Regions from separate parts of the Mus musculus genome. Here region 2 is linked to region 1. The links are chromatin loops, found by intact Hi-C in ENCODE. Cell type or tissue: left cerebral cortex. All regions are shown on one strand. Each heading gives the region's core, and the rest is flanking DNA. Links, peaks and the distances in the headings are about the cores only. Region 1 holds the start of Gm36023 (a long non-coding RNA gene). Region 2 overlaps Slc6a11 (solute carrier family 6 (neurotransmitter transporter, GABA), member 11).

Region 1 (7,267 bases), core at 2,739-5,238:
TCACGTGCTAACCAGCCGTGGCTGTGAGGCTGCAGGACCCGAAGATGCCTCACATTATACACGAGCCATTTATGTTCTGCATGGTCCTAAGCTGTTACCGCCTCTTCAGTGCCCCACCCCCAATTCCTTCCCTCCATCCCTCCTTCTATTTTCTTCTCTCTCTCTCTCTCTCTCTCTCTCTCTCTCTCTCTCTCTCTCTCTCTCTCCTAGGTGTGACAACCAGGTGAGGTCCACTCAGGCCAGATTGCAGAATCAGAATTAAAAAGAAAGAGGCAGCCTTGAAGTGGGAAGAGCCTGGAGTGGAGGCACAGAGGACAACAGTCAGAGGCTTCGAGGCAGCGTGGAGACAGGCAGCTGTGGGCACAGGCCCTTTGGAGACTTTAGTCTGCATCAGGACTGGGGATTTGACTTTAGTGCTGCCTCCGCCAGGCCTCCAGTCAGCACTGTGTGCTTCAAGACCCAGTGGCCATAGCAATACCTCTGGGAAACCTCCCTGATTCTTTCTCCCCCAGTGTAGGAAGCATAGCTTAGAGTAAGCATTGGAGAAACCAGGATTGTCAATAGCCAGGGTCTATTTTATTCAAAGGAAGGAAATGAAAGACACCTGGTCACCTGAAATGCCAGGTGAAAGTGGTCTGATCACCTGGTGATCTTTTGTTATTCTAAGAAGACCCAGCCTCCACCTGAACCCCTCCCCCCCCCCCCATATCCTGAATATTGCTAGGCTCTAATCCTGAGTTTTGTCTCTCAGTGAATAGAACCCTTCTCCACGAGAGAGGTCTCATGTACTCCCGCATCCTCCACCAATAGAATCTATCCTTATGCTGGTCACAGATCCGTCCTGTAGGCCCTAGCCCTGAGCTCTGTTTATCAGACAATAGAATTCACTCTTCTTGCAAAGGCCACAGGTGCTGCTTTGCTACCCTGCTTGGGAGTTTCTTTGTGGCCAAGTCTAAAACATCGGAATAACTGTCACCTGGCAACCCTGTCCCAAAGTTTTACTATGCTTAAATGTGTGAGAAAAATAAGCCCCAGGCCAGTCTCTGAAAGTTTTGACTCGATGCCTGCAAAGATGGTACCGACTGGAGTTTCACTGTGCGTCTGCCCCGTGGCTGTGACGCTTGTGGGGTGCCAAACACCCTCGGAGTACATTTTGGAAAGCTGTGCGATTGCAATTTGTGTGAGCAAGCTGAGTGGGCGTGATACACACATCCATAAACCAGCGCATTGTAGGTGCTACTGTGAGGACCTGAGTCTCCTGCCGTGCCCTCACTTTGTCAGGCGTGGCCAGATCTTTGGTTTCTGGAACTCAACTCTAGCTCTCCACTCCCACAGAGCATCTCCCCTGGGCTCCCCTTCTATGAGGTAGAGGTTCCAGGCAAGCTTCTGTCTCCATGATGCTCTGCCTGTGTTGGGGGTGTGGTCACGGGGGGGCCGTGGTCACAGGGGAGCCAACCAAGAACACCAAGGCCGCCCATTGCCATGGAGACGGGCCCATGGGCCAACCAGGCCCAGGCTGGTCAGTGAATGAATAAACGTGGCCCATTTTTCTGCCTTTGTCCTGAGGCTCCCCGCAGCTTCCTGCTGTCAGCCCCAGCTGTGGGGAAGGCGGAATGTGCCTGAGTGATATCGCCGGGCCGCCGCCGGGCAGCGCCAAGCCTGGCCTGGCTGCCCCACGCCAAGATTCATGCCCGGCAAACAAGCCACACTTTGTTCCTGTGGGAAAGTCCGGCCTCTCAGGAAAGAGCCTCTCTCGGTGGCTGGGCCCTGGGCTGGGGACGCATAAGTTGAACAAAACCTCATCCGTTGGCCACGATTCATGGGCCCAAGGTCCACCTCCGCCCTGGAGAGGAGAGGACGGGTCTGCCCAGGGGCTGGAACTCTGGGCCATCCCTTTGTCCTCCTCTACCGGAAGCCCCTTCTGGAAGGTCTCTCTCACCTGACCCTTGCTGGTTCCTGCCCTGCCTCTGACTGAAAAGGGGAAGCAGTGAAGGAAACAGGTGATCCTGGGCTAGATAAGAGCAGGGACAGGGGACACTGAGGATCCACGGGATGGCAGCTCCTGCCCGGGCAGCTAAGGCCTTGGGCTACTGGCCTCTCATACCTACTCTAATGTTGGGCCTGGCTCAGTCCTGCGTTCGCCACTCAGAGGGGCGCCTGGCCTCCCTGTGGCCTCCTGTCAACCTCCTACTGAGTCCACAGCCTTGGCGGGGAGGGACGTTGATCATCAATATCACCAATAAGGAATGACTGCTGAGCTCTAGTCACCTGCAAGGCTCCCAGTCTGGGGACCCCCATGGCTCGCCTCTTCCATCAGTCCTCGGAGGATTCCTGAGCACAGGTGTGCACAGGAGAGATTGATAGTGAACATGCCTCAGCTGGAAAGGTTATGTGGCTATTTACTCTGTCGTGTTAAGTGTTACATGGTCACTATGCATTCCTTTCTGGGATGCATTACAAAGAATCCATAACAACTTACCTAAAGACTACTGGGGGTTGGGCGGTGGTGGTGCACATCTTTAATACTCCCTTTAACAGGAGATAGAGACAGGCGGATCTCTGCGAGTTCGAGACCAGTCTGGTCTACAAAGAGAGTTCCAGGGCGATACAGAGAAACCCTGTCTTGAAAAATCAAAACAAACAGAAAGACTGTGACGCCTATCTATAGCCACCACCTCATTCCCGGGCTACCTGTCTATAGTAATATGCCTGTCGCCCAAGAAACAGAAACATCAGATGAGAAAACTGAGACTTTCAAGGTCAAAACACTTATCCCAATACACAAAGCTCTCACCTATTGCTGGACCTGGGTCCTCCCGGAAGCAAAGACTGAAACAAGGGGTCAAGGACAAATGACAGCAGAGAGGTGGAAAGCAAACTAGGGAAGAGTGGACCCACATGAAGCAAGTTACAGTATAGTGGTCAGGGGACTGCACAGACACCGTGGGCAGATAGCCAAATACAGAGATGCAGGAGAGGGTATTTCCTGGGAGCACTGGCTCTTGTGATCACAGAGGCTGAGAAGTCCCAGGAGATGCTGCCTAGATGCTGCTGGGAAATCCTAGGTGTTAGCCGGTGGCCCCATGTCAACCCTGAGTCCTAGCATCTCTGTACATGGTATAGCGCATGAGCACCTGAGGGTGCTGATGTGAGCGCTGAAGTCCGAAGGCCAGGCAACCTGAAGCTACAATGTCTGTGAGCAGGAAAGACTGCTCCAGGACAGCCTGCTTACTTCCCTGATAGTTTCAAGGCCTTCGATGATTGATTGGTGCCATCTGTCATGAGTAGAGATGTTCCCACCCACATACTCACCTGTCAGTTTCTCCTGGGATTATGCTCACAGACCACACAGAAGTGTCATTAGCAACTGTGTGGCTATCCTAACTTAATCGGGTTGGGCTGACATCTACACTTAAATATCACATTGCATTAGGAGCTCTTACAGGTGATCACCACAGGTCAGGTCTCTCTGAGTATGCCTGAGAAGCCCCAATTACCTGTGGCTACTAAGCAAGAAACCCAGCATAGCATCAGAGAAGGTGCAGACCATATTGTTTGCAGATGGATCCATCAATTCTGACATATAGGTACTCTAGAGCCAAGAGAGAGAGAGAGAGAGAGAGAGAGAGAGAGAGAGAGAAAACACTCTGTGTTGTGCCTTTCAAGTTGTAGACACACTGTGCATCCTTCCTTCCCTGTCTTTGTCCTTGCCCATTCCCTGAGCCCCAGCCCCCTCAAACATCATATCTGAGGAAGAACCGGCCCCAGAAAGGCAAGGGGTATAAGAAAGTAGTTACAGCAATTTCAGACACAGGGGATTTTAGAAACTAACCAAATCAAAGGCTTCTGAAACCACTCACTTATCTCTTCTTGGCCTCCAGATGGCATCTTATAAATTGAGATAACAGAAATGTTCTTCCCACCATGAGGCATAAAGGCAACCAATTCTGTTTTGTAATCCATAAGGTGTGTTTTAAATTTTTTCTTTCTTCAGCAGCCACAGTAAAGCAGACACTCGTTACGCCGGTGCCAGTATCCCCAGCCCCGTCTCGTGTGTTAAGGGGACCTAAAGGCTGTCCTGCTTCTACACTCTGGCAAACAGGATGGGCAGGTGAAGCCTGGAGGCTACTAGGGTCGGCTGTGACCAGGGCCATGGCTGTACCATGATATTAAGTACCTGCCACGTGCCTGCTGCAGGGATGGATCACATGGACACAGAGGTGAGGGAGCACTAGCCCCCAGCCTTTGGGGGACAGGGACACTGAGGTGAGGGAACACCTACCCCAAGATTTTGGGGGACAGTTGGAGCTATAGATAATTCTGTCCCTTGTACTAAGTGGGAACAACAGGTACAGCTATGACCCTGGCTGTCATACCCTGTAACAGCCACCAGGTTCTCTTCCTCTAGGGCTCCAGTCAGGATCCCTCCCTGACTCCTTCCAAACCCCATCAAGGACCCCAGAGAGAAAATCCTGGGCCAGTTCCTGAGAACGTCTGTGTTCTGAGGATCTACAGGAGTGTTCTGGTGTGCTCTGGAGTCAGCCATCAAAATCTCAAAGTTATTTCTAAGTTAGCATTCTGCTATGTGACAAGATCTCTGGCCACAGCAGGGGCCAGTAAAAAGTGTCCTCACACCAGGGCCATGGCTTTACTTCCTGCCATAGTCTCTTACTTGATGTGGGGGACAAAGAATACCTCGTTAAGTGGGATCCTTGGACTGTGGTAGGTCCAAGCACAGGGCCCGCAGAACATTGAATCTGGATAAGAGGATCCATTTGAGGAGGCAAAAGGGTCTGAGGAATAGCTCTCCTAGATACAACTTAGGAACACGTTCATGGTATAAGAAACCTGAGAGCCAGTGTATTCCTCAAGGGTCCCAGGGAGATGCACAAGGCAATGATGGACGTCCTAACATTAGCAAAAGAGCTCAAGCTGTGTTAAGGCAAAGGGGCCCCTGTGTTTTGTCATTAAGGGACAAATCTGACAGAGGCACAGTGCACACCCATGGCAGACACTCAGACCTCTGGAACAGAATGACCCCTCAGCTCTGTGTCCTAAGTCCTCAGAAATCATGGCATCACTGTGCTAGCACCTCCATGTTCTGCTGGCGTCAAAATTTTGACTCCTCCTATACTTTGGGGTAGATGTGCTCTCCAGCCCAACAGCACCATCCTGGGCATCCTGCTAGCATCTTACCATCTGAGTGGGTGTGGGGAAAGGCTACCAACTGACCCCAAGCCCTCCCTAAGTGTCACTGTTATATCATCCAGAAGCAAACCTGCAGGAGCCCTGATTTATCAGCCACCCAGCATTGGTCGCCAAACCTGGCTACCTGTTGGAACAATCAGATGAACTGTAGAAAACACCCACACCGAGTCTCACCCTCAGAGATGCTAAAGTATTGACCTATTAACCTGGGAATCAGGATTTTTTTTTAAATGGTCCCTGAGTGACTCTAATGCTTAGCTAACATTGTAAGTGTCCGAGATAGCTGTCTCCTTTTGCATATGTGTGGTACACATGTAAGTGTGTATATAATCATGAAATTGGACATATGGGTGTAGGTGCATGGACACATATGCACAGGTGTTTGTGAAGGCTAAAAGTTAGCATTGGGTGTCTTCCTCAGTCGCTGTCCATTTATTTATGTGTGAATGTTGGTGGGGTGCGTGTATGCAAGGGCTCCCAGAGCATGGCTTTTGAGAGTTGATTATTATGTGTGTCTATTATGTGTGTCCCTAGGAGCAATCGCAGGTCATCAGGCTTAGCAGCAAGTGTCTTTCCTGAGCCATCTAGCCAGCCTCTTTCCTTTTTATCACTAGGCAGCAACATTCCACATGCCCGGTCAGTAGCCTGGATCCCAGAGTGAAGCGATGTGACAGGGAGATGCTGTCATACTGCAGACAAACAAGACTTGAGTGACAAAGAATCGGCGGGGGTTGCAAGGCTTTAATGTGGAGGGGCTGCTTGATGCCTCAGCGCAACTCAGCCTGTTGGTAACACGCGTGCCACCGATGACCAAGCTGCACCCCCCAGTTTGTGGATTCAAGCTTCCCATCTGGGTTTGAATAATTTCTCCTGTGTTGCACTTTTCTCTTCAGAAGTTTTAAGTCTGACCTTTGCGCGCGAGCTCTCCTCCCTTCCGCTCCGCCAGGCAGGGCCCATTGGAAGCTGTGAGTGCATCCATTTTTGCTCAGGCAAGACAAACAGCTACCTTTCCTGGAGGAGACACCTAACCTTTAAACCATCGTCTCAGAACTTGGGTGGACAGCGGAAATGCTCTGGGGGACGTGACTTGAACATCCGTGTGCATGTTATTTTTGGTCTGTGCCCGTCATACACACTTGCTCTAGGTCACCCACCTGGAGGCAAAACAGCTCAGTCAAAATGTCAAAGAGAGAGCTTCCATGACGAGATCTTTTTAGCCCCACTCTGGGGACAGTTAGGCGGTAGAGTCATGCGTGTCCAACCTCAAAAGAGGTGTTCAGTGAGGGCAGGAGCCCATCTTCTTATGCGTTCCCAATCTGGACTTCCTGTCTTGACCCCCTGATGAAAGGCATCTTCTATCAACCATCCCCATGCCTGTGACCCCGTGCTGTGCCTGTCTCCCGAAGCCCTCTGCCATGCCCTCCCCCAGGGTGCTAAGATGATGCTGTGCCATGAGGGATCCATGAGGAGTACAGCATATGATGCCTTGGAATCAGAAATGGAAGATGGGCCCCAGGTTTGAGGATGTAAAGGGTGGGATTATGATGTGAAAGTGAGCCTGCAATGGCAGCAGGCAGGCTCCTCTGGACTCAGGGGAAGATGAGGGTGTAACTGGGTAAGTGGACACTGCAGACCTGCTCAGGGCTGTGCACAGATGTGACTGGCTTCAGGATGCTGCAGTATCAACCATGTGGTACTGATTCCTTTGGGGGAGGAACACAGCTTTCCCGGGGAATCCCTAGGCACAATGACAGGTGTGTGACAGTCCTAGCTACATTTTGGGGTCCAGTTCTCATGTCATTCTCCCAAGACTCCCCTTTATCCAGAAGCCATAGGGAATGAAACCATGAGCTCAACATGCAACTTTTTAAAAGTGACTTTTAAAAAAGAAATCAGCTGTGGGGCTGGCACGATGGCTCAGTGGGTAAGAGCACTGACTGCTCTTCCAAAGGTCCTGAGTTCAAATCCCAGCAACCACATGGTGGCTTACAACCACACATAATGAGATCTGACGCCCTCTTTTGGTGCATCTGAAGACAGTTACAGCGTACTTATGTAT
Region 2 (7,267 bases), core at 1,673-4,172, 99 kb after region 1:
GCAGGTGATTAGAGAATAGAAAATGACAAAGGAGAAAGGGTCAAATGTGGCAGGACTCTGAGTCCTGCAGGATCCTCCAGTGGAGGAGGGCTGGCACCTATGTGGGGACCTAGGACTGATGTCCAGAGTATGGATGGTTGGCCAGCTTTGCATGAGCAGTATTCAAGCCAGGGGGCTCCAGGAGGGCTGTGTATTCTTGAGTGCACTGTCTCCATTGGCTCAGCCTCTCTCAGCTTCTCTGAGTTCAAGCATCTTCCTCCAAGCAGACCAGACCTAGAGATCTCCAAACCAGTGTGGGATCTTTTCTGCCCCTTCTGCTTCTTCTCCCACTCTGCCTCTACCTCCCATCTCCTTCCCTACCCCCATGTCTCAGCCTATCTATAGTTATAAAAAGAAAAGATTCTTACTAAGAACCGTTCTTCTCAAAATTGCAGGTCTTAGACCATTAATGAATTGTGAAATGGATTTAAAAGAGTCCTGGCCAGGTTTTAAAAGAGATGAACCAGAGGACCAGCAAGATGGCTCAGCTAGAAAAGATGCTGCCAAGCCTGACAACCTGAGTTCGACCCCTGGGGGCCACATGAAAGGAGAGCACTGAGTCTTGAAACGTCTCCTCTGACCTCCACACAAGTGCCATGTCATGCACACAGCCCACACACAGTAAGAAAATGCAGTTTAAAATGAGTGGAGTCAGACAGAAACATTAGCAAGTGACCCACATGGAAGTGTTTGGGAAACACTTCTTTCCCAGAGCTCCAGGTACAGGGTTGTTATTTCTATGTCTTTCAGTGAGTTTGAAACCCACTGCTGTCAAGCTCCTCATATTCCCTCCATTTACACTCCCCTGAGGAGTAGGCAGAGTGAGGCAAACATGTGTGCATGTGGGCTCCTCTCCCCTTGGCTCTTGGTGAGGCCCACTGCTATCATAGCCCTTCTCTCCTTTCTTTTCTAAGTCTATTTATGCAGTAAGAATCCTAACATGGAATCTCCCCTCTCAAGGTTTAAACATAGGACACATTGTTGCCAACCATGTACGGCCTTGGAAGATGCATCTCCTGCACATGTTCCTCTTGATTGACAGGGATGTCACACCCAACATGACAAAGATGACAAGGGAGGCACAATCATCCCACTCTTTGCTTCTAGGACTCTAGTTTAGGTACTTCCTGTCAGTCCAGTCACATAGGAGCCGCATCTGTGAATTCAAAGAAACCCAGATAGAAATAATGAATGGATGCTTGCATCGGAACTGGATGTGTAGACTTTTTTCCTTGTAATTGTTCCCTAGATAATGCAGGGTGCTGATTGCATGGTGCATGCATTGTATTGGATATTGTCAGCTGTCAAGAGACGACACAGAGAATTGTGGAGCTCTATGCAGATGTCTTGAGGGCCGTTTGATATGAGAGGCATGAGCATCCATGGCTACTGGCAGCTATGGAAACAAGACCCTGAGGATGCTCAGAGCCAACTGTCTTTCTGAGACTGGGCTGTGTAGATGGACACAGCATGGTTCATGCATCTAGTTAGTTTCAGGGCAGCTTCCAGAAAGGGTGGTGTGCCGGCTGGGGAGGGAGCTGTGCTGAGTGAAATAAGCCCACTACTACCACCCCTGCCTACCTCTTGTCTCTCTTCTCCCGGGCAGGTCGTGTATGTCACTGCAACCTTCCCCTACATCATGCTGCTGATCCTCCTGATCCGAGGGGTCACGTTGCCAGGCGCCTCTGAAGGCATCAAGTTCTATCTGTACCCTGACCTCTCCCGGCTCTCTGACCCACAGGTAAGGGCTGCAGCTCAAAGCACAGTGTCATCCACCAGTCACTGAGGCTGCTCCACTCACCACCAGGTAAGTAGGTGGAATCCTGGGGCCTCCTCAGGATAATTAATCACTAATGCATCAATTAAACACACAGGGAAGCAAGGGTATTAAAATGCAACTGGAGAACCTTTAAAGGTAACTACGTGGCCTGGTAACAGGGACACTTCTTGGTGAGTGCCTTCAACATATGATCCCACCTGGAATTCCTGGAGTCAAACATGTCAGGTTTGGGATTTTTCTGAATTTTGGAATATTTCATATATCTGATGAGCATCTTGGAGATGGTGCCCAGTTGTAAGCATGAGGTTTATTTGTTCATGTATATCATATGTATATCAATTTTTAGTTGTTTTGTCTGTGAAACAAAATCTCTCCCCTGTGAGCTCTTCTACTTGCATTATGTTGACATTCTGGAAGTTTGAGATTTTGGGTTTTGGAGTCAGAGAAGTTTTGGAGGGTTTTTTGGTGGGATCACGTGATCATCCAGTATGATGGTTTCAAGGCAGCATTCATCATAGATATTGTATTTTTTATTTATTTGTTTTTAATTTTAATTAATTAACTAATTTTAATCATGTGTATGTGAGTATATGCCATGTATGTGTAGTGTTGGAGGAGGACACAGGAGTCAGATCGCCTGGAGCTAGAATTACAAGTGGTTCTATGCTGCCTGGTGTGGGTGATGGGAACTAAATTCTAGTCCTTAAAGAGCAATACATGCTTTTAACCACTGAGCCATCTGTCTCTCCAGCCCTCACCACAGATGTTTGAGTTAGCCATGCTACCATACTACCATACTACCAGGCTTTCCTTCATAAGAAGTCTGTGGCCTTTTGACAACATGATCACAAGTAAAGGACATGTTAAACCACTTAGGAATTGGTTAAAATTACAAACCTGTTTTTTTTCCCTGCCTGATGCCATAGACCTGTCCTGGGGTGTCTTGGGGAGAAGATGCATCTTTACTGGCTTTCTTGGTAGAAGAGTTGACACCCAAACCTACCCTCGGCCCCACCTCCACACAAAGAATTGGAGATATCAACTCACCTTTAGTCAGGCCTAGATTATTCTAGTCACGGATAACAAGTGTTTCTGCCCAAGCCCCTCTGACTGCTCATGGCAAAGGACCTGGAGGTGTGTTAAATATAGATGCCCTCATCAGCCAAGTCCTCAAGCTACACAGCATGCCTGAAGCCTTCATGGAGTTCCCAGACACTAGCCTGGACCTCACTGGGATATGCCCAGCTCTGCAGGAATGCCAGCATAAGAAGCCACTTGCTCAGATTTGGCTGTGTCAACCAGGAAATGCCCATTTTATATAGAAACAAACATACATGAATCACATGGGACTAGTATCTCACTTCCAGTCAGTATTTTGTGCTTCTGAGTGATTTCAAGCCTGTGGCTTTGGCTCCCTCTGTCTGAGATGTGTGGATAGAAAGATTTGCAGAACACAGGTTATTTACTGGAACTCAGAGTCTGTGACAGGGAGTCAATGAAGAATCTCCAGGCTCAGGGATACACAGAGATACAATGTGTCCCTGGCATATGAAATTGCTACTTCATTGGACACATAGAGAACATCCTAAAGGCTGAGTCCCAGACTCTAGCCACACCTGTGCTTGGCCCACCTCAGGAATGGCAGCTTGTTGAGCTCATGCATTTACCTGTTAGTCTTTGCTGAGCTCTGCTCCAGAGCACCCTGGGAACACCCAGTGCTTTACTGCTTGCCAGATCCTGTTGTGCCTTTTCTGTTCTTCACACCCTATACCTCTGGTGTTGTGAAGGCTACTGCTGTCTCCACACAAAAGCAGGATTGGTCCCTTAGTGGTTTTCAGAAATGACCCCTGACTCCTCCAGGCCACTTCATGGCCAGTTAGACAAACAGCGGTTTGAAATGTGAATCTGATTGGCAGCTCTTTGCTTAAATCCTTTCTGGGGTGCTCGTGGTTACTTGAGTAATTCCAAATGGTGGTCCCCCCAAGACTTCTGGGACCTGTATCCACACTGTTTATTTTATCCCTGCCCTGCTTTTTAGGTCTCAGTTTGTTCAAGATAAGAGCCTCCTTTCTGAGACTCAAACATATATATCCTTTCTGTCTCAGGACCTTTACACGTGCCGTTTCTCTACAGACAACTTTCCTTTAGTCCCTAACTCCTTCTTATCCTCTAGACAGCTGAAGCATGTCTTCCTCACAAAGGTCCTTGCCATCTGACACTGTGAGCCACCCCTGTGCTTCATGTCCAGTTTCCAGAGCACCCATGGTGACTGTGGAATATTTATATAAATGTATGTGTGTGTGCAGAGGTGTGATTTTTAAGTGTACAATGTCCATTTCTTTTATCAGCTATTTGCTGACCCTGTACTTAGATTAGGGTCCATGAAATAAATTGCGAAAAGCAGAACCCAGAATCCAAGAGATGGTAGCAGGTGCTAGGTTGGCAGTGAGATGAAGAAACAAATATGCTGGGTGGCGTGGGGGTGGCTGCTGTGTTCAGGAAGAAGGCAGCCGAGAAGCAAGGTCCCCATCAGCCTTGCCCATACTCCCTGCACCCAGGCTAGTCCACGCTATGTATATAATGTGTGCTCAGCAAATGCTTGCTCTCTGAATGGAAGAACCAGAACTCTTCATGTTTGGAAAGTTGATTATTTAACAGAGACTCTGGTAGTGTCCTGATGGTCATGTCAAGTAGCTCCTCCTTTAGTAAGGCCAAGTTTTTCTATGTTGGTTTAAAGAATGATCCTGGCTTTGTTTCCCATTTGCACTTCAAGTTGTTCCACAAGGAAAAGTTCCCAGAAGCCATCACTGGGCCTGGCATTTGGCTTGTCACCCTATTTCTTGAAGAAAATCTCGAAGCCACAGTGTTGAAGCCTCCTTCAGCCATGAACCAATAAAAATCACTCCATAGCTATCTAGATCTTTCCTGAGAGCCAGGGAGAAGACAGCAGGAAGGCAGAGAAACCTAGAGCTCTGGGACATTGTCAGGTCAGGCAAGTCTCCAGCTTCTGAGCCCTTGGCCCCAAGCTGTCCATCCAGACATGGGGAGGCTGGGCAATTGGGGGAAAGTGATGAGCAGTGAGGTTGTCTCTCTGGCTAGGAATCGGTCTCAGGAGCTGTTCATCTCTCTACAAAGTCCTACAGAATGGCTGCTGAGAGTTCTTCTGGAGAGGCTGCAGGGTTGGGCCCAGCAGTCTGTAGAGTACTCAGTCCTGGTCTCTGGAGTCCTCAGACTGGGGGGAGAGGAGAATCAGGCCCCTCTCCTCCCCAAGTCTACCTCTGAGAGAGAAAAACAGGCTAAGGTGGTATCAGAGGTTCACGTCCCTCCATGGAGTCTACAGTCTGCAGCAAAGCGAGATCCACCAGGCATTCTGGTCTGGAGGGGCCACAACCTGGCCACTCACCTTTTCTCTTCAATCTCAGTGCCAAAGCCTGTGGGCAACTGCATCTGACCCTCACGGACTCTCACCTTCCTTCTCAAGTCATCTCCCATCTGGAACTCCAAAGCCGGTCCTTCTGCCCACTCTGTGCATAGTGTGCATGCAGGTTGGGGCTGAGGGTGGCACTACTCTGCCCTCCCTCTTTGGAACCTTGGGACCATTTCCGTTTCGTCATCAGTAAAATGGAGCTAGTTCCTTTTTGTGGGCAGAAAAAGATAGCTGTGGAAGTTGTTTTAAAATTCTAATGGTGCGCATGTAGCTATTGCAGTCACCAGAGGGACCCTGGAATTTAAGACCCCACCATGTCCTCCCCACTCCCCATATCTTTTCTCAGTCCTCAAGTTCCTTCTCCACCATCGCTGACATCGCAAAGACTTCTGGGTAGGACTTGCACTTCTCCCCTCTAGCGTAGACTCAGTGGGGCAGGGGATATACCTGTTATACCCACTGTTCAATTGCCAGCCCCTGGCACAGCCTCTAGTGAGGTAGAATGGTCTGTGAGCATTTCTTGGAAGAAAGATAGTTGATCCTCGGAGTGCTCACTGCTGGTGTCATGGCAGCCTGATTTTTCAGTACCTATGTATATGCTCTGCACAAAGCAGTGACTTGGGAATACTCGGTCTGCTGCCACGCAGCTTTGTGACTTCCACTCTGTGCCTTTCTCTCTCTGGTGTCAAGGTTCTCACCTGTCCTTTAGGGTAAGAAGGTTTGTCTGCCAAGGCACAGATACATACACATGTCCAAGTCCTTGTGTTCCTCAATTCTACTGCACACACCCCCCCCCAGGCCTGGCACATAGTAGGACCCTGAATCATGTTGGTTTGTGTCTGGCTCTTAGTAGGAAAAGTCAGAGCTACACACCCCAAGAGGAAGGTGGCTTTGAACTAGGAATCAAGGCTTTTGTTGAGGGTTCAACAAACTGAGATTCTCCTGTGATGCAGCAGCTCGCCCTGTGGTTTGCATTCCGTGGTCAGAACTTTCTAAACTTCTGTTTGTCTTCACTGTCAGTCTGAAGTGCGGAGTACTCCCACTCCCTTTTTACCCCGTTAGATTTTCGCTTTCTGTCTTTTCAGTCTTTGGGGAGCCAAGGGGATCTTGCAAGAAATCACATTGTCCCTGCCCCAGATTCCTTTCGCTCTCGCTTGTCATTGTGTTTTGAGTGTGTGTTTTCAGGGCGAGAACAGAAAGGCTTGTCACAGATCCAGCTCTCGAGTCTGCTTTCCCAGGCAGGCCACTGGTACACCACTTCCCTGTGCTGCCTCCTCTACAGAGGGAGCAGAGCCTAAGGGTGAGATTTACAAATGCTGGACCTCAAGACAGGACCTTCCCTGCTGCCCACCCCACAGGAGGACAAATCAGACGACCTAGGAAGACAAGACCCTGGTTCAAAGCCTTCTGAACCTGTGAAGATGACATGAAATTACTGCCACCTGGTGGCAACGTCCTCTGGTTCTGTGCCCAAGACCCAAAATAAAATATGGCCTCTGGGCTGAAACACTTTCAAACCAAAATATCCATATCTCCACTGACTTTGAGATAGCAGATACATTTAAATAGCAGTAGTAGTAGTAGTAAGAATGTAACAATAATAATAATAATAATAATAATAGCAATAATAATAGCAATAATAATAGCAATAATAATAGCAATAATAATAATAATGAAATGTCACTGTTGTGGAGGTCACGCTCACTCCCTTAAACTGGAAGTCCTTTAAATTTTTCTTTGAATACATTGGCTCTGCATTAAGTGGTTTCTCTAGTACCATGAGTTTATTGTCTACTTTTCAGGCCTAGCCATGTGGTCACACGTGGCTCTCATCTTCAAGGAGGCTCCTGTCTCTTTGGAGAGCCATAGTTAGGTCAATAATAACAATGGTGGGACAGTACTGGGGATTAGAACTGGCCTACGGTAAATCCCAGCAACCACATGGTGGCTCACAACCATCCGTAATGAGATCTGATGCCCTCTTCTGGTGTGTCTGAAGACAGCTACAGTGTACTTACATA

The links. Hi-C counts contacts between places; a loop is a spot of excess contacts. Peaks named below come from ENCODE experiments on the same cell type or tissue, not always from the same donor. Only the 100,000 strongest peaks of a DNase experiment are listed, where the experiment ranks them.
Region 2: it touches region 1 in a loop (6-fold over the local background); 14 of 42 quality-filtered maps call a loop at or near these places.

What each region holds. Positions count from the first base shown.
Region 1 is chr6:114,092,900-114,100,166 of GRCm38, forward strand. Gm36023 (a long non-coding RNA gene) reads left to right here and starts at 1,451. Exons shown (of 3, transcript XR_377966.2): 1 at 1,451-2,000; 2 at 3,995-4,220; 3 at 5,823-6,088. In left cerebral cortex, for the core only: a CTCF peak has its summit at 3,858 (motif pointing right); no DNase peak of the experiment used is centred there.
Region 2 is chr6:114,192,966-114,200,232 of GRCm38, forward strand. Slc6a11 (solute carrier family 6 (neurotransmitter transporter, GABA), member 11) reads left to right here. Exons shown (of 14, transcript NM_172890.3): 6 at 1,646-1,780. Among named protein-coding and RNA genes, the nearest start is that of Gm52916, 31 kb to the left of the region's middle. In left cerebral cortex, for the core only: a CTCF peak has its summit at 3,236; a DNase peak (open chromatin) is centred at 3,251.